2 separate regions of the Homo sapiens genome follow, and region 1 is linked to region 2. The links are chromatin loops, found by intact Hi-C in ENCODE. Cell type or tissue: PC-3. All regions are shown on one strand. Links, peaks and the distances in the headings refer to the core of each region. The heading gives the core; the rest is flanking DNA. Region 1 overlaps DAW1 (dynein assembly factor with WD repeats 1). Region 2 holds the start of DNER (delta/notch like EGF repeat containing).

Evidence for each region. A loop is a pair of places that touch in the nucleus more often than their neighbours do. Peaks named below come from ENCODE experiments on the same cell type or tissue, not always from the same donor. Only the 100,000 strongest peaks of a DNase experiment are listed, where the experiment ranks them.
Region 1: a loop joins it to region 2, with 5 times the contacts of the local background. A loop is called at or near these places in 5 of 110 quality-filtered maps.

The regions. Positions count from the first base shown.
Region 1 is chr2:227,883,729-227,896,524 of GRCh38, reverse strand. DAW1 (dynein assembly factor with WD repeats 1) reads right to left here. Exons shown (of 13, transcript NM_178821.3): 2 at 11,102-11,174; 3 at 6,525-6,669; 4 at 5,212-5,270; 5 at 2,608-2,730. Among named protein-coding and RNA genes, the nearest start is that of DAW1, 18 kb to the right of the region's middle. In PC-3, for the core only: a CTCF peak has its summit at 5,827 (motif pointing left); no DNase peak of the experiment used is centred there; H3K27ac peaks cover 689 bases.
Region 2 is chr2:229,710,539-229,723,334 of GRCh38, reverse strand. It overlaps DNER (delta/notch like EGF repeat containing), which reads left to right and starts at 8,780. Exons shown (of 13, transcript NM_139072.4): 1 at 8,780-9,187. The coding sequence starts at 8,912. RefSeq lists enhancers at 7,324-8,097, 8,098-8,872 and silencers at 8,710-8,769, 8,840-8,949. In PC-3, for the core only: CTCF peaks have their summits at 7,043, 7,243 (motif pointing right) and 9,482; a DNase peak (open chromatin) is centred at 7,224; H3K4me3 peaks cover 1,939 bases; H3K27me3 peaks cover 1,663 bases.

The DNA.
Region 1 (12,796 bases), core at 1,618-9,617, 1.8 Mb after region 2:
AGAAACACTGCATTCACGCATACATAAATCATCAGGCGAAGATAACTGATTGGACACGTGGGTTTTTCATCAGGGGCTCTTGGTAGAATTCAGTTGAAGAGTCAAAAAGTATCCCTCACCTCCCCAACAAGAGAAAACTTCATTCTCAGATAGACACCCAAACACATCATGTTTGTTAAGTAGACTATTAAAGGATATGGCATTATGTTATAGAGAATATCCTTTAAATAGCATTGCAGTGAAAGTAGGAATTATACCAGATGTAAAATAGTGTCATTTATAATTTCAATAAAATCTTTATCTTTTCATAAGCTGGCATAATAAGGTATTATAAAAACTGTCATTCTCTGGAATATAAAAATGCATAGATCAAAGTTAAATTTTCTAAAACTTAATTGGAACGCTTAATCACTTTAATGTACCAATTTAAGTTGGTGCCATCACAATTAACATGTTTTGAAAGGGTACTACATTTCTAAAAGATATTATATTGGCAACCTAGATATCAAGTTTTTTAACTGTAGTATAAAATGTCTATTCTAAGTGTATCAAATTTTTATGAAATTCCTCTATTCTTCCTGCCCCTTCCCAAGCAATGAGTGTATTATGGTATCATGAGTGTATTGTCATATCTGCATCCTAAATGACCTCCTTGTGTCTTGTTTCTTCTCACATCCAAACCCTCTGACCTCTTCTGTCTGCCAGAGCTATCCTTCTATTTAAAACATCACTTTCATTTTTCCCCTTTTTGTTCCCAAATCCTTGATGGCAACTTGGTCCCACAGGACAGAGTTTAAACTCCACTGAATGCTCTGACCTCACGCACTTCTGTTTTTCAACATGAAATGCTCACTGCAGAGACTGGCCACTGAGTCACTACAGAGACTGGCCACTGAGTGTGCCCGATGAATCCCCTCCTGGAGACACTGAGCTGCTGAGGTCTCTTTGCCCCGTGTGTCCTCTCCACTGCTCACCACCCTCCATCCTTCTGGCATCTTCTTTCGGCTCACACCATCTCCAAAGACTCTTACCAGGAGAAATCACAGTGATCACTTTCTTGTCTTAATTGTTAAATCATTTACTGTTTTGTTCTAGTCATCATAACACTATAGTAAATGAACCATATTTATAGAACCAGCTTCCTTTATGGAAAAATTCATTTAGCATGTGCAATCATGAAAAAATACTTGCTTGTCTAAAAAAGGTATATTCCATTAGATATAAATATATATTTATTTGCCAATCTTTTCACAAGAGGCCACTGTCTTTCTTTGACTGTGTGTCAGCTAAGTGGAGTTCACCATCTGTCTTTCAGAAATCGTATCAAACCTCTACAATATCTAGTTTTCTTTTCTTGCAAGTGGAATGAGAACTTAAAGAACTTAAACATACGTGCAGAACAATCTGAGTACAGAATTTTTCTAGATTTTGACAGTGTGATTTCCAATTGAACATTGATCTCCTCCACAACTTCATTTAGTTGTGAAACAATTTTTCAAAGATTTGCCTTATTTATGCTTCCCTAGAAAAGACCAGCTTTCTTTTCACACTCATATTTTATTGGTTTATGTAATATTTAGTTAAATTACACGTTATGTTACACAATTACAATTGAAAGTACAACCAACATAAGCGCATTGGTTGACAAATACAACTAACTCTTGATCAGCTTAGAACCTAACCAGCAGGAGGAGGATGCCCATTCCGGCGGGTATGTTCACTGCTATAGATGTTCAGGGTGCCATGGGAATCAGCAGTGTGTCATGAGGAAGAATAGAAGACACTGTGCAATCTCCTGTTCATTATCTAGAGGTTGGTTTAAAAATACTTCTGTTGTACTTGGTATTGTTATTTAGCATGTTACCACACACATTTTTTTCCTGCCTGGCAAGACTGTAAATTAACTTCTAAATGAAGTAAACCATGCTGTGTGTGTCTGTCACATTCCCCCAGAGGCACCAGCCCAGAGCTGTGAACATCAATAGGCAGTGCCTGTCGGAACTCCCAAGGATTGAGAGTCAAGTCTTGCCTGAGCACGAACTCCAGCTCTCCTCTTTACTACCGTGCGATCCTTGGAAGCATATTTGAACCTTGTATTCTTTTTTTTTTAAGACAGAGTCTCACTCTGTTGCCCAGACTGGAGTGCAATGGTGCGATCTGGGCTCACTGCAACCTCTGCCTCCTGGGTTCAAGCGATTCCCCTGCCTCAGCCTCCCGAGTAGCTGGGACTACAGGCATGCGCCACCATACATTACATACATTAGCCCAGCTAATTTTTGTATTTTTAGTAGAGATGGGGTTTCACCACGTTGGCCAGGCTGGTCTCAAACTCCTGAGCTCAAGTGATCCACCGCCTCGGCCTCCCAGAGTGCTAGGATTACAGGCGTGAGCCACCACGCCCAGCCTTAAACCTTGTATTCTATATGCGGATAGTGATAGCTAACCCAAAGACCCTTTTAAGCTTTGAAGGAGGTATTTAAAAGGCTTCCAAAGCACATACCAAGCACTCAATAAATTTAGACCTCTTGTCTTCTTCCCTTTCTCCCCAAGCAGATGGAGGGATGAATAAATGAATTAATAAACAAATAAGTGAAGGGATGAACACACCCGTAAGGATTGTTGAATGCTATGGCATAAACCACATTCCTGTGGCCCTCCAGCGTGTTCAGCTCCTCTCCAGACGCAGTGTCCCAGAGCTTGCACGTCCGATCATAGCTTCCTGTGATAAAGCTAACACAAGGAATATAAACACGTTGCAGGGAAGAATGGCAGTGTGTTAATAAAGACTTCATGTTTTACCTGTAGGATAATAACTCTATTTATTATGCTGTTTGTTTGTTTGTTTGTTTGTTTAAGAGGGAGTCTCGCTCTGTCACTCAGGCTGGAGTGCAATGGCGTGATCTCGGCGCACTGCAACCTCTACCTCACAGGTTCAAGCAATTCTCCCGCCTCAGCCTCCTGAGTAGCTGGGATTACAGGCACCCACCACCACGCCTGGCTATATTTTTTGTGTGTGTTTTTAGCAGAGATGGGGTTTCACCATGTTGGCCAGACTGGTCTTGAACTACTGACCTTAAGTGACCCGCCTGCCTCAGCCTCCCAAAGTGCTGGGGTTACAGGTGTGACACACCACGCCTGGCCTATTATGCTTTTTACAATGGAAATCATGTGTGCAGAACAAAAAGTTAAATTGAGAACAATGTCTAAATTGGGATATATTCCATTGTTCCCTCCCCCAACCCCCACCCCACCCCCGAGACAGAGTCTTGCTCTGTCACCCAGGCTGGAGTGCAGTGGTGCGATCTCAGCTCACTGCCACCTCTGCCTCCGGGGTTCAAGCGATTATCCTGCCTCAGCCTCCCAGGTAGCTGGGATTAGAGGTGCGCCACCATGCCTGTCTAATTTTTTTTTTTATTTTTAGTAGAGATGGGGTTTCACTGTGTTGGCCAGGCTGGTCTCCAACTCCTGACCTCGTGATCTGCCCACCTCGGCCTCCCAAAGTGCTGGGATTACAGGCGTGCGCCACCACACCTGGCCTATATTCTGTTTAATAAACAAATGAATGGTTCCTTTAACATAGCTATTCTCCTACAGGAATAGTGAATAGAGTGTAATGTAAAATAGCAGCATCTTAATCATTCCTTCAATATTCAATTAAGAAAGAGACTTTCTTTCTAAAATATCTCTGAAATCAAAATATTGCTTCAAAAGTATAACAAAAATATATTTCCCCAGCACAGAAAACAACCCACAAAATTGAAAAGCCAGTCTGAATGTCAAGTGGTAACAAGAAAAGGTGAAGAAAAGTCTAATAGCGAAACTCAACTAAACAGGCAGGTTGACAAGACAAGGTATCTTTGATTCTCTCCTAGGTATTTTCCTTCTACCATCTTCTCCCACAGACTTCTTCTACCTTTGGACAGATGCAAACTCGCATTTGCAACTATACACATATATACTATAGATACTTTATGGGTTGAAATATATGCCCTCAAAATTTATATGTTGAAGTCATAATCCCCCAGAACCTTAGAATGTGAATGTATTTGGAAATAAGATCTTGCAGATATAATTATTAATAGTTAAGTTACGGCTGGGCGTGGTGGCTCACGCCTGTAATCTCAGCACTTTGGGAGGCCAAGTTGGGCAGATCACCTGAGGTCAGGTGTTCGAGACCAGCCTGACCAACATGGAGAAACCCCGTCTCTGCTAAAAATACAAAAAATTAGCTGGGCGTGGTGGCAGGCACCTGTAATCCCAGCTACTCAGGAGGCTGAGGCAGGAGAATTGCTTGAACCCTAGAGCTGGAGGTTGCAGTGAGCCAAGATCGTGCCATTGCACTCCAGCCTGAGCAACAAGAGTGAAACTCCATCTCAAAAAAAAAAAATTATTAAGTTAGGATGAGATCATGCCGCAGTAGGGTGGGCCCTAGTTCAATACATCCTTATAAGAACAGGCCATATAGGCACAGACATGCACAGGGAAAACCATGTGAAGATGAGGGCAGAGCTCAGGGTGATGCTTCTCCACACCAAAGATTGCCAGCAAACCACCAGAAGCTACAGGAGCTGTGGAACAGCTTCTTTCCCAAGGCCTCAGAAGGAACTGACCCTGATGACACCTTGACCTCTGACCTCTAACCTCCCCAACTGTGACACAATACATTTTGGTTGTGTAAGCCACTCAGTTTGTGCTACCTTATTATGGAAGCCTTAGCAAACTGCTTATTTTATGTCTAGTTTGTGTTTATTTTATGTCTGTAGGTCAAGACGAGACTTCTCCCTCATCTCTCCTACCTAGCACGTCAGCTCCCAAGCTGATCACAGCCATGCTCTCAACAGAGACTTGAAGCTGCTGTTTGCCATACCCCAAATCACTGACCTAGATGGAAAGTGCCTGCTCTGAATAGACTGATCACAACCAACCAAGTTAGATATGAGGCCACCCTGCCCGACTCATTCCTGAGTTGAGTTCTTCAGTAGCTACATTTGCTGAGAACCCAATATGCCTCCCATTCACTGCAGCACAAATACGACAGAAAACTCAGATTAGAAGAGTGGGAGAAAGGGTTTATATTTCTCCTCAGTATCCAAGGGAGTACTGAAATCAGAAAAATGAATATATTATGTACTTATCTAACTGGAATCTTTGATAAATAAACACAGAAATTTGTTTCACTGCTAAAAATTAGACATAAAAAGAGAATCTTACCATGAGCCCGATTTGTTAAGTGCAACATTAGTCAGTGGCAATATATGTGCTTTGAGAACCTTCAGTGAAAGAAAACACCATTTTTTAGACTCAAACCAAATTAAATTTGTTAGTTATAACTTCAAACCAATGAAGACATTCAATTTTTTCTTAATTATACATCAGAAACAGGCAATATCTGATTTACCTTTAGACAGTGCTATGTGGCATCTTATTGATAGCACTAATTTGTAACATTTTCTTTTACATATGGCATGTGGTTTTGTATACATGTATAAACTGGGTATGTAGGAAATACACTAAATATGTTTCAATAAAGATTTGACAATGTATTATGACTTTATGAATCCTGAAGCTCCTTTAGTGTCAGAATATGTCTTCCTTATCTTTCAATCCCTACAACATCTAACATACAGTGAATGTTTAATGAATATTTATTGAATGCATATACATAAATTGGACAATCTATTAAGAGTGATTGGCTGGGCTGGGACAGTCCAAGTTATGTCTGTTACCAAAATGTAACTATGAATAGCATCTACTTTCACCATCAAAAATGTTCCCTTTGGAGAATAAATTGAGACACGCTAGTTATACAGCTCATATTTGAAATTAAACAGTGCCACCTACTGGACAAAGAAATGTTACAAGACTATAACATCCTCTTCCAGAAACGAATGCCTGGATATTTTGTATCAGGTGAGTCTATAACTAATAATTATATGTTACTATCATAATTATATTTAAATCATAAAAGATAAAAGCAGTGTAATATGAAGTAATTCTAAGGTAATGACAAAGGAAAATTAAAAGCTTTCCTTGAAGTACTAAACGACTATATTTGCTATATTTAATCATCAAAAAAACTATTTAAAAAGCATATTTACATCACATTAAAATTATATGTCATACAAATAAATAATTTACTGAAATATGGTTTAGTTCACATGAAAGCAGAAAATACGAAATGTTGATTTGTCATAAAACACAACTTCTTAACGTTACTTTAACTAGAAAAAAAGCTTTAGTTATTCCATAACTTAAAACTATCTTAATAATAATAACCCTTTAAATTTATCATTATATGAAGAGCTGAAATCTTTATTTAACCTCTCAAGGAATAAGTGTTTTGGATTTCACTCATTCATTTAACAAATAATTATTGGGACAATCTTAGCAAACATATGTGAGGCACTACAATCAATCACTGACATGCCTTTTTCATGAAAAAATATTTTTAGGGAAAGAAAAATTAATAAAATATCAATCATTTCACTGAAATTCTTCTATCTGATTGTTTTTAAATCCATTACCTTAAAAAGATAGAACGTGTGATTGCTGTTCTGGCCGAGTTTCTCTTGCAACCTCTGTATCAAAAGTTTGACTTGCTCTGTTCGTGAAGCTGTGAGTAGAGGTTCTGCCTTCTGGATTTCTTCTACTAACGCACTGACATCAGTGCTGAAATACACCCAAAAAAGAGTTTCTTTTATTTTATGTCAAAATTTGCATATACCTATATTACATGAAGAATTGATTGTATTGCTTCATGAAGCACATTTATAAAATGTCAAAAACACCATTATCTTTCCCAAGAGATATCTGGGGGTGGGGCGGGGAGGATCATACAAATCAGTAAATAGATGATGGCAGGAAAGCAAGAAGCTTGGATTTTCTACAACATATTTTTCCAAAGCTAAGGCTTGTTTCATGGAGGGTGTGCCAAGAGTCTAATGTTCTCACCTAGTGTTGTGGTTTGAATGTTTGCGTCCGCTCTAAAATTCATGCTGAAACATGTTCACCAATGTCACAGCATTAAGAGGTGCGGCCTGAATAGGTAATTAAGTCACAATGGTGGAGCCCTTCTGAATGGGATTAGAAGCCCTGATAACAAGGCTTGACAAAGAGAGTTCATCCCTTTTGCCCTTCTGCCCTCTGCCATGTGAAGACGCAGCATCAAGGTGCCATCCTGGAAGCAGAGTGCAGCCCTCATCAGATGCCAAACTTGTAGGGGCCTTGATCTTGGATTTCTCAGTCAGAACTACGAGAAACAAATAACCCTGTTTCAGGTCTTTCTTTTTATGGCAGCACAAAATGAATGAAGACACCTAGGAAGGCCTAGTCCATACTAGTTCTGAACATGAGCTCTTTTTCTTTCTTTCCTGTTTCTTTTGAATGAACATGTATTGAATGTTCCCAGCAGCATACTTTTCACTTTACATATGTTCTCTTATTTAATCCTGTAACAATCTGCTAATGTAATGCTTTTATCATAATTATTTTAGAGATGAAGAAACTGAGGTTCAGAAAGATTAGATTTAAAATATTTTTAGGAAAAGAGAAAAATGCCTAACCATAAATTTAAAGCATCATAAGACTAATATTAATATTTATTATAGACTAAAATATTGTTTCCCTGAAAGATAACTGGTCTGAAAAATATACAGATAGATTCAAATTTTCTCTAGCATTCAAATAATTCATAGAAATTCTGAAAAATGTTGCTGGCACAGAATAATATTCGTTCAAAAAAAGGTATCAATGTATATACACCATGAAGCATCCAAAAAAGAGCCATTTCACAAATCATGTCACACACGTGTCCAGAAGATGCACTATGCAGATTCCCCCACCTTTAAGAAAGAATCAAGCCCAGAGTCAGGGTTGGAGCTTTGTTGCCTGACAGCTTCTAGCTGCAGCTCTTTCAGGCTGTACCTTGGCATTCCAGGCCAGGGCTGCCTCTTCTCTGGTGGCTCTCCGTCCACAGCTGAGCAGGGGCAGAGCAAGAGCCTGGCCGTTTCTCCCTGTGAGGCACTCCTCTAGCTGGCAAGTTTTGCTCCTGAGCTCTTCCAGATTGGCAGAGATTCTGTTGTCCCGCCTTCTTCATCGAGGTCAGATGGCTCCTCCCGCCTGATCCTGCTTCTGCTTCATGCCCTGGACTGTCACAAGTGTCACTGCCCAATAAACCTTTGACTCACCCACTTCTGTCTCAGTATCCAATTCCCATGAATGTGGCCCCTGATAAGTATCCCCCTCTTCACCTCATCAACAAACATTAAGCTCCAGTTTTGTGCAAGGCACCGAGCTAGGAACCTGCTCATTCAATTGACATTTATTGAGTTGGTACTATTGCTTTAGCACTGGGTGTGTAAAAGATATGGTCCCAGCTCTCAAGAAACATAATCTATTAGATTAGGAGTGAATATTTTGAACAAAAATGAACCAGGAACCATCCATAATAATAACTTGGATAAACCCTGAGATATTTCATTGTCAAAAAGATAATTAATTTCATAACAATTAAAAGGGTAAAAATGCCCCTTTGAAACGTTTTCAACAACTTATATAAAAACAGATTTCCTCGCAAGATCCAAATTAACCAGATAATCTACACGCTCCAACCCTGTAGGATTTTCATGCAATAATTCCAGCATGTCATCTATGGTGCCAGTGTTTTTACAGGCACAATACTTCCAGATTCTTGCACAAAACTAGAAATAAAATTCACACTTTTTTGAGACATTTATTTACTTTCTCATATCACCAAAAGGTCATGTTTATGAGTGGCTATGCCTTATATCTCCTCAGGAAAGCACAGCACGATTGAGTGACTATAGTTAATATGAAGACTTTCAAAGTGTTGAGTGCCTGGATTCACAGCCCACAAGTCCTTTTTGAAATCACCTAATAATTCATACTTCTTAGATATAAAAATCTGTGGTTTTGCAGAATGTCTAGCTGGAGGTTATTCTCTCATATAGAAGCTTATCTGTACCACTTGTGTGATGTTCTATGTTGTACAAGTTGTTTCTCAAACTAGACAAAAAGCCTATCAAGTGTAGGGATTATGAGTAATATCTTTATAGCCTCTTATAGAATCTAACCCAGATTAGATTCTTACATATGTGTTGAAGGTACATATACATAATTGCTGACTAAATAAACAAATGTCTCACAAAGAAACTTCCTGCATGCTAGCATCATCAAACAAATCAATAACATGTTCCATTTACAAAAATCACAGGTTGGGTTTGATATTAGGCCTCATCTTTTCTGAAAATAACAAAGATTGTTGTATTCAATGAAACTATCTGTGCCACTGTTCATTCTTTGATTTTAAAAAAATATCAATTGACTACCTTCTTTGTGCCAAGCACCCGAAATAAGACTTGGACCCTACATAGACCATCATCCTCTGAGCCATGCCCCAGCCCCACCCTAGACACGTGCTCCCAGAAACATCAAACCTCTCAAGTGGCAGCAACTCCAGGATTAAGAGAGCCCCTCTCTCATCAGTTACGGTGTCAAGTGGACTCATTATAAAACTAGAGAGCAGCCCATATAAGAAAGCTCCTTTTGCTTACGGTCTCAGGCCACAAACCTAAAACACAACATTTTTGTTTTGTTTCTTTTGTGATTTTCACCCATTGAGATTATTTTCACCTTATCTGAACTTAGGCTCTCACAGGATAATCACTAGTCTGACTCTCTCTTGAAGTAGGATGTTTGTTTGTTTGTTTGTTTGTTTACAAAGACAGAGTCTTGCTATTTTGTGTTGCCCGGGCTGGTCTCAAACTCCTAGCCTGAAGTGATCCTCCTGCCTCGATCTCCCAAGATGCTGGGATTACAGGTGTGAGCCACCACACTTGGCCTTGGCCTTGAAGTGGAGTTTTGTATGAGATTTCTTTTCTTTTTTTTTAAAGACAGAGTCTCACTTTGTCACCCATGTTGGAGTACAGCACCGCGATCTCAGCTCACTGCAACCTCTGCCTCCTGGGTTCAAGCAATTCTCCTCCCTTAGCCTCCTGAATAGCTGGGACTACAGGCATGCACCACCATGCCTGGCTAATTTTTGTATTTTTAGTAGAGACGGAGTTTCCTCATATTGGCCAGGCTGCTCTCGAACTCCTGACCTCAAGTGACCCTGCTGCCTCGGCCTCCTAAAGTGCTGAAATTACAAGTGTGAGCAACCACGCCCAGCTATTTGCATTAGATTTACTAAAGAGAATGAACTCTGGGTGTTATTACATCACAAGAGGTTTCCTCTGGGCTAATACCAAGCTTCAGTAATAGAGATTAGGTCTCCCTTTTCTGCCCCATGACAATTAATGAGGAGGAACATATGCAGTCAGCCCTATGAAGTATTTAATAAGAAAATAACAGGCTCAGTAATATTCTTAAAACTCAGTAACAAGTACTTCTCAAAAATGTAAAGGTCACTGGTTGGGCACAGAGAATCGCTTGAACTCAGGAGGCGGAGGATGCAATGAGCCGAGATCGAGCCACTGCACTCCAGACTGGGCAACAAGAGTGAAACTCTGTCTCAAAAAAAAAAAAAAAAGGAAAGAAAAAGAAAGAAATTAAGGTCAGCAAAAATAAGGGAAGTCTGAGAAACGGTCGCAGCTTAAGGAAGCTTAAGGACACATGATGGCTAAATGTCATGTAGGATTCTGGATGGAATCCTGGAACAGAAGAAAGGAATTAGGGAAAAACTAAGAAAAACTGAATAAAGTGGGCCTTAGCTAATAATTATGTATCATACTGGTTCATTAATCCTAATAAATGTACACCGCTAATCTGAGATGTTAACATCAGGGGAATCGGGGTGTGGAAACTCTACCTTCACGGCCTTTCTAAAATCATAAACTAAAAGGTTTATTTTTTTAAGACCTTAGAAAAAAAAGAAAAGAGTGATAACCCTTTTCCCACTTCCTCTTCATTCAGCAAGACCCTCAGATACAACTCCCTGAAACAAACAGAAACTAACACACCACAGAAGAACAATTTTTAAAACATAATGTATTATCTGCAGTTTATGCAGCTCATCCACACATCACTCTGTGTCAAGGCTTCCCAGTGAACATTTATTTGTTGAATCCTACAGCTTACTTACCTGGGACCAAGATCAAGCAAATCTATGGACTTAGTCTTTAATTCTCCATGTTTTTCATATTCCAACATAATTCCTATAGAAATAAACAAACATGTTATAAAACACTTACGATAACCACCTATGTCAAAAGTTAACCTACCTTGCCACAGTTTTTTCCATTTTTATTTTTAAAATTTTTAATTTTTTAACAAAAAATAAGCAGTGATATCTAGTTCCAAAACAAGATCATGTAGACAAACTTTTCCCTGGTCCTTCCCTCTAAATATAACTAAATACCCTTGAAATTGTCCAATAGACAATGAAAAAATAATAGAAAGTTGGATGGAAGAAGGTAGACTGGCTATAGGTTTCAGGGCTTGAGGAACGACTACATGGTGAGATTCCCGGATTTTCTTTTTATCACCGCATTCCACACCCCAAAACTAGGACAAGAGGGCCCTATTCCCTGACCCACAAATGGGGCCCCTGCAAGCAGTCTGATCCCCCAGTGGAAGCTTGGGGCTGTTCCAGTTCCCAGTGCACATTCTGGGCCCCAGCAGGCAGTTGGATCTGGCTGCAGCCCCATCAACAAAGTCCTGGGACCTCCCAGACCCCACTCCACAGCCAGGCCATTGGTGGACAGTCCTATCCACTTGCAAAAGGGGCAACGGTGACATCCAGGGATGTCTCAGACCTCATTCCACAACCAGGCACTGAGGCAGCCTCAGCAAAGCCCTGCGTTTCCCTGCCTTCCAGCCAGCAGCATAATCAGGCCGGGAAGTGACCAGGAAGGCCACTCAGTGACAGCAGGCCTACTAGGGAAGTACCTTCTGCGCCCTGCAGGTGGCGCCAGCAGTGACTGAGCAGGAGCCTTAGCAGTACCCGAAAAAACAAAGGACAGTAACATTGCAAGAGCCTAGGAAACTACAGACACCATTGTAACCAACGCCCGCAAAAGTAGCCCAAGAGCACATATGACAAATCTAAGCAGATTTCGCCAAATTAGAAGGTTTAGATAGGATCAAGGATCCCCGTAATAATCAAAACGTCTAGGATACAATTTTTTAAAAATCACCTATTATACCAAGGACAATCAACAAACACCAATACCAAGATGAATCAGAGGTTGGAATCATCTGACAAGGACTTTAAAGAAGATATTATAAAAATCCTTCAATAATCATTTACAATTTCACTTGAAACAAATGAAAAAATGGAAAATCCCAGAAAATATTTATTAAACCAAATGAGGATTATAGAATTGAAAAATATGATAATGAAAATAAAAAACTTGCTAAGCGAGTTCAAAAGTAGAGATGACAGAGAATAGAATCTGTGAACTTGAAGATGGATCCATAGAATATATTCCATCCGAACAGCCCAGCGCTAATAAAAACTGGACAGAGCCTCCTAACCACCTTACTCTACTGCCTCTGCCTGTGGATATAAACTAGTACATCTCAAAAATTTGGCTTCAGGATCACCTTACACTCTTAAAAATTATTTAGGACACCAAAGAGTTTTTGGTTTTTTTCCATATTAAAAACTAAAATTGAGAAATTTTTTAAATATTTATTAAGTTGTTTTAAAACAACAGTAATTCATAGCATGTTATTTTTATAAAGTTTTTGTAAAAATAACTATATTTTCTTGCCCCTAAAAAGAGTAAGAAGAGTAGCACTGTTTTATACTTTAACAAATCTCTAATATCTGGCT
Region 2 (12,796 bases), core at 2,724-10,723:
ATGTGTCTTGCTTCCCCTTCGCCTTCTGCCATGATTGTAAGTTTCCCGAGGCCTCCCCAGCCATGCTGAACTGTGAGTCAATTAAACCTCTTTCCTTTATAAATTACCCAGTCTTGGGGAGTTATTTACAGCAGTATGAAAACAGACTAATACGACAGTTTTTCACCTATCAGATTTTCCAGTATGAAAAACTTTGATGAAACCTTATAATGGAGAGAACAGGGACTCCCACACATTAACTGGCAGGAATGTGAATTGGTAGAATGTCTAAGGAGGGCAATCTGGCACTATCTCTTGAAATTATAAATGCACATACCTGCTGTGCAGAATACAAATGATCACTTCTAGGCATTTATCTAATAAGTTGGCCAATATCTAAAGAAACTAGTGTCCTCTGGGATGCACTATGAGAGGTGATGCTGAAACGGATAGAAAGTTTTGAAGTTTGTCAATGATCTTTCTTATTGCCTTATGGAAGATATCTCTGTAGTAGGAAAATTAGCCCTTTGATTTTGAGAAAGTATGCACATGATTTTTCCTAGTGCTTTCATATAGCATATGGTGATTTTTGTCATGTGAAATTCTTTAATTTTATGTTGACACGTGTTTTGATCTTTCCTTTTTTAATGCCTTCTGGATATGTGTCACACTCCAATATTACAAAAATATTCTGCCTTGGTTTCTTCTTGCATTTTTAAGGCTTCGTTCTTTTGGGTTACCTTGACATATTTGATCCACTTGGAGTTTATTGAGGTATAAGTTGTGAGGTATGGATTCAATACTATTATTTTTCCATGTGATGACTCACTTATCTCAATACAACTCATTGAACAAACCTTCCAGCTCTTAGCATATTTTTCTCTGGACTCCTAGTCTGTTCCATAAATTTGTCTATTTAATGTGTCACACTATTTTAATTATTGTAGTTTTATATTATGTTTTAATATTGGTTAGTTCCACCCCATTTCCTTCTTGTTCAGGAGTTTCTTGGCTTTCTTAGGTTGCTTATTTTTCACATGAACTTTAGAATCAGCTTGCCCAATTCCATACTCTCCCTCACCAAATTCCACTGGTGATTGTATTTATTATGTTAAATGTACATATTAACTTAGAGGCATTTATATTTTATGATGTCACATCTTCCCATTCAAGTATATGATATGTCTTTACATTTGTCCAAGTTTATTTTGTGTCATTTGATTATATTTAAAAATTTTCTTCAATAGGTATTTCACATTCTTGTTATAATTATTACAAAATTTTTTGTTTCTGATGTAAGTGAGATTCCCCACCCCCCATCAACTAACTGCTATTATTTGCATATATGTGGGTTTTTGATTCTGTGTATTTATTTTGATATCTTATGGAATTTTCTTATTGTTTGTAGTATATTTTAAGTTGTATTCTCTAAGTATGATATTATATTGTTTGCATATAATAATTTTACTTCCTCTCCAATTAAATATTTATAAATTTGCTTTTGAATACTGGTTAGGTTTAATACCTCAAAAACAATATTAAATGATAATGATGATGGTATCATCTTATTATCAACTTTAATGGGATTCCTTTTTATATTTTTTCATTAAGCATGATGCTGACTTTTGGGTTGAGACAGAAGTGTTGCACTGTAAGGTAGCAGTTATCTTTTTTCATTTTATTATTTATCAAGAATGTATATTGAATTTTATTAAATGCATCTTCAACATTTATGAAGAAGGCCATAGTATTTTTCTTTTTAAATCTGTTAATATAGGTAAATAGGTTTTCTGATAATCATGCTTTTGTTCTGGAAATAAATCTTACTTGGTCATTATATATCAAGTTTTAAATAATTTGCTGGATTATTTTGCTAATTTTTTTTTTTTGAGATGGAGTCTTACTCTGTCTCCCAGGCTGGAGTGCAGTGGCATGATCTTGGCTCACTGAAACCTCCGCCTCCTGGGTTCAAGTGCTTCTCCTACCTCAGCCTCCCAAGTAGCTGAGATTACAGGTGCATGCCATGATACCCAGCTAATTTTTGATTTTTGGTAGAGACGGGGTTTTGGCATGTTGGCCAGGCTGGTCTCAAACTCCCGACCTCAGGTGATCTGCCTGCCTCGCTCTCCCAAAGTGCTGGGATTACAGGCATGAGCCACTGTGCGTCTGGCCTATTTTGCTTTTTTTTTTTTTTTTTTTTTTTTGAGATGGAGTCTTGCTCTGTCACCAAGGCTGGAATTTGATGGCGTGATCTTGGCTCACTGACACGGCTGCCTCCCCAGTGCAAGCGATACTCCTGGCTCAGCCTCCAGAGTAGCTGGGATTACAGTTGTGTGCCACCATGCCCGGCTAATTTTTTTTTGTATTTTTAGTAGAGATGGGGTTTTACCATTTTGGCCAGGCTGGTCTGGAACTCCTGACCTCAGGTGATCCACCCGCCTCAGCCTCCCAAAGTGCTGGGATTACAGGCAGGAGCCACTGCACCTGGCTGCATCAATTGTTTTTGTATGTGTCATATAGCTCTGTTGAGCTTTTGGTGTCAATGGTGTGTGACTGGGGTCACATGTCCATCTCTGAACCAATCTGTCACCAGAGGAATGCCCAGGTCTAGGTCATGTGGCTACTCCTGGACCTGGCAGTGGGGTCAGTTTCATGTGCAGCACATGGGCTGAGAGTTGGTTTCCCCATGGCAAAATGGGGCCCCAGCTATCCAAGAAGGAGAGATACTCACTAGATGGAGAAAACCACAGATGTCCCACCATAGGCAATTTGGTGATAATGTAGCTTGGATATTTCAGGCTTCATTTGTAGTAGAGACAGGAAGCTTCTTGGCTGATAACTGAGTGAGTCATCAGCACTGTTATCAACCCTCGACTGACAACTTCCAGACTTCTTTTATGTGGGAGAATAAACCCAAAATTTGTTTAAGCCATTAACACAAACACCTTCTATATGGAAATAAAAGCATAAAATATTGTGTCTGGAAAACCCAGAGACTGGATACTACTCTATTTTCAGATCCCAGAATAAATTCAGGTGCAAAGAAGAGGACTTAAATTGCATCTCTTTATTTGCGGGTCAGTTATGTGGATTTATTATATGATAAATCACCTCCAGCTTACTTGGGATTTAGCACCCATCTTCTTTCTGAAAGAATCTAAGTTTTCTGTAGCCATTGGCAAAATGGTCTCTCTATTTCCCTCTGGACCTTCAGTTGCCTATAGACAGTGACGTCATTCCTGCTACCCCTTTCTACATTTGGTTAACTTTTAAGGATACAAGAAAACACCCCTCCTCCCTGCAGAGGGTGGGACTGGATGCTGGATTAAAGCTGGCATCACCTTGAAAGAAAAAGTTGGCCATGTATAGAGAGAAGAGACACTGGATCCTATGTTCCAGTATAGGGAATTAAAAACAGTTATTGAGTTTAAAATAATTTTCATGTTATCAGGAATCAATGTGAAAATACCTGATTTCCACTTGGAAGTAGCTCAAGTGCTTTATGAAATATTTATATAGGGAAGATATGCTTCCTTGCTGTCTTTTTATTCAAGACCTCATTTAAACCTACTCTAGATCAAATCAATATTACAGTGATAATGTAAAATAAATTAAAACTGTTTTAAACAGCTGCTGGAACAATGGTTTAATTCAAATCAGAGCAAGTCTAGAGGGAAGAAAGTAAATGTGAACCTGTCTCAAACAGAATTTAAGAATTGTTCATTGATTATAGAATAAAATAATCTGAATATATATGCTAACACTTAAATGACTAATTTTAATAAAGATACTACTAATTAAAGGAATAAGATAATTACCTAGTGCTTGTGGCTATAATGTATGCAAATCATTTATTCTTCATGACGATTCTTCAAAGACACTTAAAACTCCCATGTACTTAGTATTTATATTTTTTACACTGCCTTTTTGGGTTGATTGATTGTTTTGTAGGAAATACTGGAAGTGGAGGAAAGGTACTATGGGAAGGTGGATAAAGCATAAACTGGTGATTTGGAGGCTTGGAGCCTCATTCTGGTTCTGCAGCTACTCAGCCTCGACAGCTATTAGCTTCCTCAGTGCATCCTCTTCCTCCTCAGAAAAGATCTTTGGAGAGTCCCTTCCGATTTTCACATCTTACACCGTCACAAATCAGGAGTAGTAGTTACCTTGCAGAGAGGCAAGTGAGCAAACTAACTAAAACTCTCAAGTGCCTCCCCACAATAAACCAAAACCCAGCAAGCACCGTGCATCATACCATATATTATTGATACATACAGACATATGATACATATGTCACATATGTGATGCACATCACACATACATACATGATGTACATCACACACAATACATACATCATCCATATTTATATGATATATACATCACACATATGTACATATATTCTATATGTATATCTATATTTGTCCCTATAGCTCATGTGCAATATCCACTAAGTATCAGACTTTACATTGAAGGATACATAGTATCTACTTAGTGTCAGACTCTGCACTGTAGGAGATTGATATATCAGATACAGAGTAGAGATTCAAACAAAGCGTGGCTCCTAAGCCAGACTCCTCCTTATGTTTGAGTCTTGGCCATGCCTCTTGCAAACTGAGTGACTTTAGACATTTTACTTCAGCTCATTTCACCTCAATTTTGTCCTTTAATTGGGCACCAGTCATACTTCCTACCTCATCATGCTGGCATTAGGATTAAATGAGATAATATGTAAAGAATACTCATATTAGTGTCTGGTACACTGTAAATACTCTACATCACCACTATCATCACCTAGAGCTCTATAAAATTGGGGTTTCTGTCTCCTCTCCATGTTATATGACATCTGAAGGTCAAAAAGAATAACTTGCCCAGTGTTGTCATGGGTCCTGATAGAACTGTTCTGGCCAAAGTAGGCTGGTGCTGTTCTTCATGGTAGAAAGCTGTCACTAGGCAATGTGTCCCTTCTCTCTATACGTGGCCAACTTTTTCTTTCAAGCTGACTCCAGCTTCAATCCAGCATCCAGTCCCACCCTCTGCAGGGAGGAGGGATGTTTTCTTGTATCCTTAAAGGTTAACTGGATGTGGGAAGGGGTAGCAGGAATGACGTCACTGTCTACAGGCAAATGAAGGTGCAGAGGGAAATAGAGAGACCATCTGCTGATGGCTGCAGAAAACTTAGATTCCTTTGGAAAGAAGGTGGGTGCTAAATCCCAGGTAAGTTGGAGGGGATTTATCATCTTATGATAAATAATTTAGTTTGGGTCTTAGTTCAAATCCTGGGAGATCAAGCTTGGTAACCTTTGCAATTTCTTCTAAATATAAGTTTCTAAGTCTGTGAATGATGACACGGTGCACCCAGGCTAGCATTCTCACAGGATGCCGTGGTGGACAGAGTATGAAAACCTCATCAGGAGTGGTGTTCTCATTGAGGCCAGTGGTTCCCAATTGGCTACCTGTGAACCTGCTGGCCTGGAAAGTTGATTTTCTCCATTTGTGACAAAATGCAAAAAATAAAGACAATTATATTTGCATTAGTTTGTAACATTTTTATAATAACCTATGGGTATAATGCAATTGAGGTGTAACTCTAAACTAGATCTGTGAAGAGAAATGAGTCCTGTAAATTGTTTTGAAATTCTTCCTTTCCACCAAATCCAGAAGCCTTAGAATTTCTAATGGGATCCAGCCTTCTACCTGGCAGAAATAGTACATGTGAGATCACTAGTCGTGCTGCCTGGCTCATTGGGAACAATCAGTCCTGCTCTGCCATTTACTAGTGTGTGGCCTCGAGTTATCTTACATCGTTGAGACTCAGTGGTTTAAAACTATAGTGGTTTATTTCTTATGTCATATGCCCATTGCAGGTTCCCATTGCTTCACATTGTCCTCTCTCAGAGACACAAGCTGGAGGAGCCCCCATTGCACCTCTTGGAATCTTGCCAGTTGTCACGCTAAGGAGAGGAGAACACAGTGGGACATGGGCAGGATTTTAAAAGTTTCCATCTGGAAGTGGGGCATACTATTCCCTGCACATTTTATGGCCATGGCCAATAATATGACCACATCTAACTTTAAGGAGGGCAGGAAGAGAAAGTCTTACGAAGAAGTAGCAGTAAGATCGAATGTACTATCATTCACCTCATATTCCATTTCATTTATTTTAGCTCAGCATTTTTACTGATTAAGATAAATTTACATGTTGATTCTGGTATGAATTTTATCAGCTGCCAAAAATTTCAACTCCATGGTTATTTCCCTAAAAACTTCTTGTAGCTTGATAGTGACCCCCCGATTGGTATGTTGTTAAACAGTTTTGAGTCCACTTAGCTGAATTTTCTCCATAAGGTGATCATGAGAAATGTTATCACTTTTTTTTTTTTTGCTAAAATCAAGATACATTATTGGTATATTTGGCCTTTGACTTGTCAATATAAGGACTCTATCAAAAAAGGAAATGAGGTGGGTCAGGATGAAGATTTGATATTCTGTAAGTTGGGAATAATATAAAATAAAAGCCTGGATTTTTAGCTTTCATTTAAACATAGAGGCAATATTATTTTAATCACTTTTGCTAATGTGACAGGGTAATACATTGGTTGGACTTTTTAGTTGAGTATTTGGGGGATCTTGCAGATGGTTGAAAAGCTGTCAGTAAAGTACCAGATCAGCTTTCGGAATCTACAGAAAAGACCCATTTCTCTGAGCGTGGTAACAGTAATAATAGTTAACACTTTCATGGCACTTAGTACATGGATGTTTTGGGACCAGGACATGCAAATCAATATGCTTTTTCCCCAGCATTAATCATGTTGCTCTGCCTATAAGCTAAGGTGCTGGAAGATTATAGTTTTCCTTTTTAGCCTGGAAAAAATGAAAGGATCTTGTATTGTCTCTGCCATAATATGCATTTTAAAGATTAAAGACTAAGAGAATACTTTTAGCAAGGAAAATTATCTGAAACATGCAGTAACCAGCATCCAGAAAATAAAACCACTTTTAATTATCCTATATTTCAAAATAATATGAAATACACAAACAAAGGGGTTGCTCAGGCAAAAGTACAATAAACTGAAATGTGATTTTAATTAACTCACAACCTTTTTACACTTCATCTTGCTTCATTTGTGTGTGTGTCTTGATGGAAGGCAATGAAGAGCACTATCCACTAGTCCAGGATTTAAGGTAAGAGAAGTTAGTTTCAGGAAAGAACGCAACTCCAGGGGCACAGAAACCACCTGAATGACGACACTAGTACCAGCAGAGGGTGCTGGCGTGGCACAAAATTAAGAATTTTCAAGAGGAAGAGGTCTTAGATTGAAAGACAGCAGGTGTGAGGAAAAATGTAATAACTCTATCCACTTGGAGGTCTGAATTCTCCGCTTGCAGATCTGTCTGGGGTTCAGTGATTTCCTGCAATGGCCACATGAATTTTAGGTATCTCCTGAAGCAGAAAAGTGTGACATTTGCTTCTGCGTTTGAACAGGACAGGGAGAAGCCGTGCAGTTTGCCTTCTGTTTCCACTGGAGGACTTTTAGCAATCCCTGGCGTCTGTGACACCTACAGCAGAAGTTCACATGGAGTCCTTACTTTAATTTTTTTAAAAAACAAAACAAGCTATTTTTGTGTTTACTAAAAAAAAAATTGGCCCAGACTGTCAATCCAGGGGAATCACATTTTCTTTTTTCATTTGGCCACCTTAAAAAGAAGGTAACAGGTACCTGGGAACCCACAGGTAATAGAGATTGTGAAAGGTCAGGTGGAGGAGACAAGGCTGGATGCGCTTTATTCAGCGGAGTGCAGCCTCCTTGGCGGTCGCAGCACCAGCCAGCCCAGCCAGGACGTGTAGAAGAGCCCGCCCCCCCCATCCCCTCCGAAGTAGGTCACAGCGAATGCTCCTTTTATGCAGAGTCCCCTGTTGCGATTCCTGCCGCTAGCAGCGCCTCTGCCAACCTGGGCTTTTGAACTGTTCTTTCGGGCGTTCTGGGCTGGGAGTCAATTGACCCACTGGATTCGAATCCAGACTTTCTGGGCCTCAGTTTCCCCCTAGGTTCAACGACAGGGGTGGACAGCCTTACACCAAGGCCTCTTCCCGGCCTCACACGGCGCGGCCAGACGTTCCTTAGTGGTGCGGCAAGGCCCCGCGCTCTGGAAAGGGCCGGCGAGAATGAGACAGCTGGGTCAGCACCAAGGACAAGGGCCCCGGGTCCGCCTGGCGGAGGCGAGGTCACTTCCAGGCGAACCCGGCTGCTGAGCAAGCGTCGGGCGCAGGGTTCCGTGGCCGGGCGGGAGGGCTTGGGGTGCCGGGAGAAGCGCTGTGGGAAGGGGAGCAGTCCCGGGGGATGAGGCAAGGCCGGGCCCCGCGGCGGTCTCGCAGATTCTGCGCCAAGAGGCCAAAGGTGGCTGCTGCGAGCGCGCCGCCCCTCCCTTGAGGCGCCCTGCCGCCTCCCGCGCCCTGCCCTGCCCGGGCCTTGGGGCGCACTCGGTGCTCCCGGCTCTGGAAGCCCCTCAAAGCCCCGCTTCCCTCACTCGTGGACCTCTCCAGCCCCTTTCCTGCCCCAGCGTCGCCTGGCTCCCTGTACCAGGGCTGCTTCTGGACACACCCGTGACTTCGACCCACTCCTGGGGGATGGGGTCCCGCATCGTCTTCCTGCAACCCCCATCCCAACTCCCTGCGGGGAAAGAGGCCCCACTCCCCGATGCTCCAGAGCCGGGGCCGCCAGGCGCCCCGCCCCCCGCTCGCCCCGCCCCGCCCCGCCCCGCAGGCCCCGCCCGCCGTTGCCCGGGGAACCGCGGATCCCGCAGCTGCAGGAGGCGCCCGGCCCGGCGGAGCAGCCCTAGCCGCCACCGTCGCTCTCGCAGCTCTCGTCGCCACTGCCACCGCCGCCGCCGTCACTGCGTCCTGGCTCCGGCTCCCGCGCCCTCCCGGCCGGCCATGCAGCCCCGCCGCGCCCAGGCGCCCGGTGCGCAGCTGCTGCCCGCGCTGGCCCTGCTGCTGCTGCTGCTCGGAGCGGGGCCCCGAGGCAGCTCCCTGGCCAACCCGGTGCCCGCCGCGCCCCTGTCTGCGCCCGGGCCGTGCGCCGCGCAGCCCTGCCGGAATGGGGGTGTGTGCACCTCGCGCCCTGAGCCGGACCCGCAGCACCCGGCCCCCGCCGGCGAGCCTGGCTACAGCTGCACCTGCCCCGCCGGGATCTCCGGCGCCAACTGCCAGGTGAGTGGAAGCGGCGGGCGCGGTGCGGGGCGCTGGTCCGGGACCAGCAGCCTCTTCCCGCCGGCCCTGCTGCTGCTGCCCGACAATGGGCACGCCTGACACAGGCTTTCCCACTTTGGGAAGAAGATGGATCCAGTCTCTTGGCCCGCGTGGACGCGGACCCCCGGGCCGACCCTGATTCCCTTACCCGCCCTGGTTCCCGGGCGGGGCCAGCCGGGCTCTCGGGGTGTGCCGCTCCGGGGCTCGGCACTTCTCGCGCGGGGCTCTAGACGCTCCGGTTGGCCACTGAGTGGCGCGCCCCTCCAGGCCGGGCCGAGCCAAGAACCACTTGAGCGGTGCCCGCCTTGGCAGCGCGGAGGAGCCGGCTCCGAGCGTCCCCGGCGAGGTGTTCAATGTCCAGGTGGTCCACGCTCCACGTCCGGCTGGACCCTGTGTGTGTAAAGGGTGTGCGGTGTGGGAGGCAGGTGATGGTGGGCCCCGTGCCAGGTGGTGGGGCACTTTCTCCTTCTCTTCCTACGCCCTTGAGGGCTGTGACAAAGCAGCCAGAGGACGAGGAGGGCAGCTGCCTCCCCTCGGCCTGCGACCAGCCCTCTCTAAGCTTAGGAGCAGTGTTGGAACAGTCGGAGGCATTCGAGGGGGCATTGTACGTGGCGCTGGCAGGGCCGCCCTTCCTGCCGGACGCTCCACGGGGCGCACGCTTGGGGCTGGCAGCCGGGGCGTGAGCAGGGCACCGGGAAGCCGCCAGAAAGCGTGGGGGCGGTGCGAGGGATGGGACGATGGGATGTAGCCAGCAGCCGCCCGTGAATTTGGGGTTTTCAGGAGAATTTGGCAGAAAATAATATCTGGGGCTTTTACAAGTCCGTTAAAGCTCTGTGAAACCTATTAACATCAACATTTCCAGTAGGCAATTTGGTAGGACTGTGTGTACGGGTAGAAAATCCCCAAACCTGTATTGCAGGGTAGGGCAAATAATGAAGTTATCTGAAATGATTACATTAAACCACATGAATATGGACGATATTTGGGATCAGATACTATCTTCCTTACATTTAGGGTGGAGGAGTTTGTTTCATATAAATTTGATAACAATGATTGGAGAGTTACTTTGAGAATGCTCAAATAGGTTCTTTCAATGGGGAAAAAGGCTGCCCTTTCATTATGACAGGTTTTACATTTTTTAGAGGTAAATGGGATTGAGAAACTTGACCTTGACAGCCAGATTTTTTTGCATTTATCTAGAATCTTTTTATTTCATTTAATAGCAAATTAGCAAACTGAATCTATCTTTTCAACACTGTGCTCTTCCTCTTTGTTTACTGGTTACAATAAGCTTTAGTTACTTGAAGGGAGGTGATGAGGAGGAGGAAGAATTTGTGTGATGTGAGCCTCAGGAGTAGATTTGGGACATGATAGCTTCTTGGGGGAAATGCCTGTTGGAGCCATTCTAACCATTAGAACAAAATCTTGCTTTTGCAAAAGTCAAAATAACTGCAAATCAAAAACCAAGGAATGCACTCACGCTAATTTTCCCTGTGGATTGATGATTTATATGACTTTTCCTGAAGAAATGAATTGTCTGAGTGTGTCCATCAAACTGCTGTTATATTCACACGTCTGAATTTTATCCTTCAAAGAAATAGTTGATTTGGACCTAGGGTTTAGTGGGAATGGATGGGAGAAGGTAGGTTAGAGTGCCCATCGATTTACATGAGAAGAAAGACTCACTGGGAATTTAACACAACTCTGAGATGGTTTTTGGTGACTCTAAAAACAGATATAAGACATCTTCAAGAAAAAGAGCTCTTTAGTGCCACCTAAAGATGACTAACAGCGAAACATAAATATTTTGATTTGTCCTAAGTAGTGACTTGATGTATAATATAATTCATTCCGAAGAGTCAGGAACTAATACATAACATTGCAGGACCAACTGGATCAAAACAGATTCAGATTTCTTTTGTAGCTCCCATTGGAGGTAGGCTTAGCTGTGTGAACACCATCCACCTGAGCAGAAGCAATACTGCATGCCCTGGTGTGTGAGTTGGAGAGAGCGGTGAAGTTACTGTAATCCTCATAGGAAAGCTTAGTGAACTTGGAACTTGATTGGACTTGGTTACCCAGAAAAACTTACTGAGATGATTCAGGGCCTTACAATCCATAAAAATGGATTCCTGATGATTTTAATTTAATCGTTCATGATCTCGCAGTAAGACTTGAGACTCATTTTTCATGGGAACAGCAAAGAACACAAAAGACAATTTCAGAAGAGAAGTTAAACCTGGGGTGGTGGGGAGGGGAGGGGAGAGAGGGAGAGAGAAACTACACATACTCAATTACAGATAAGGAAATTGGATCTTAGCCACTGCAGACTATGTGGTTGCTGAAATAGAACCTTGTGCTCACTGGATAAATTGGAAATGGAATTTTACCTGGATGTAAAGAGGATCTTTTAACAGAGCGTCACTCCTCCTTCTCCAAAGACAATAGTGTTAGCAATGGTAACATTAGAACCTAACCTTGAAGTTTCTTTCTGTGTGTGGGGAAATTTTGAGAAAATCATAAACTACGAATTAGGATTAAAATGGCTGTCTTTAGGCTTTTTTAAAAAAGGATGTCTTTAGCTTTTCTGTGGTTGGCTGATTGAGTTTGCGTAAGTCAATGGGGTCTAGGACATGCTTCTTTTGTCACCTGAGTCATGGAAACTCCTAGGATTTGGGAATTGTAGGTCGTGTGGGTTTGAAGTCAAGCTGAAGTTAAAACTACTGGGTCTTATTTCCTCATCTTCAACGATGGGATCTATGGGACCTACCTCATGAAGATAGTGATTCCATTCCTTGATGTCTGATTGCTGCTGACAGCTTTAAAGCCTCACCTCTCCCCTTCCTCTTTTCCTCCACATCAAAACAAGCTGATAAGAAAGCCCAGGGGTTCCCTCCTTTGGTGCTGGTGGGAGGTTCAAACCATGCAAACTCCTGCCCTGTGCTACTCCAGCCCCAACCCCAAAATGCAGCAAAACCCACAAGCCAGTCTCCTTTCCCTGTTCTCAGAAGCCATTTAAACCCATTTGGGAGCTGCCTGCTCTCCCCAGAGAGCCCCATTATGTCAGCAGTAAACCTTTTTGTATCCTGTGTGTGTGTGTGTGTGTGTGTGTGTGTGTGTGTGTGCGCGTGTATGCATGCCATTTTCAGTCTCAGGGTCCAAACCAAATTTTGAGTGGGTGTCCATCCTGTCTCTGTGGGATGTTCACACTAAGGTTCTGGGAAGGATTAAATTAATTAAGTGCTGTAAATCACTGAGCACCTGTGACATTTCTTTCTTTGTAAACTTTCTGCACATATTTCAAATGCTCATTACCTTAACTAGATCGAGCTAATCATCATCTCTTTTAGTCAAATGCAGAAAATGAAGCTCATTTTGATTGAGTGACTAATCCAAGGTCACATTTTGATACTGCCCTGAAAGTCCTCTAACACATGCAAACATCTTAAATCATGAGAAATTCAGCTGATTTTAAAACTGTATATGAAAATCTAATTTGTAGATATGTAATGATGATGATGATGGTAGCTTACCCTCCTTTTAAGCACTTGCCACGTGCCTGCACTGTTC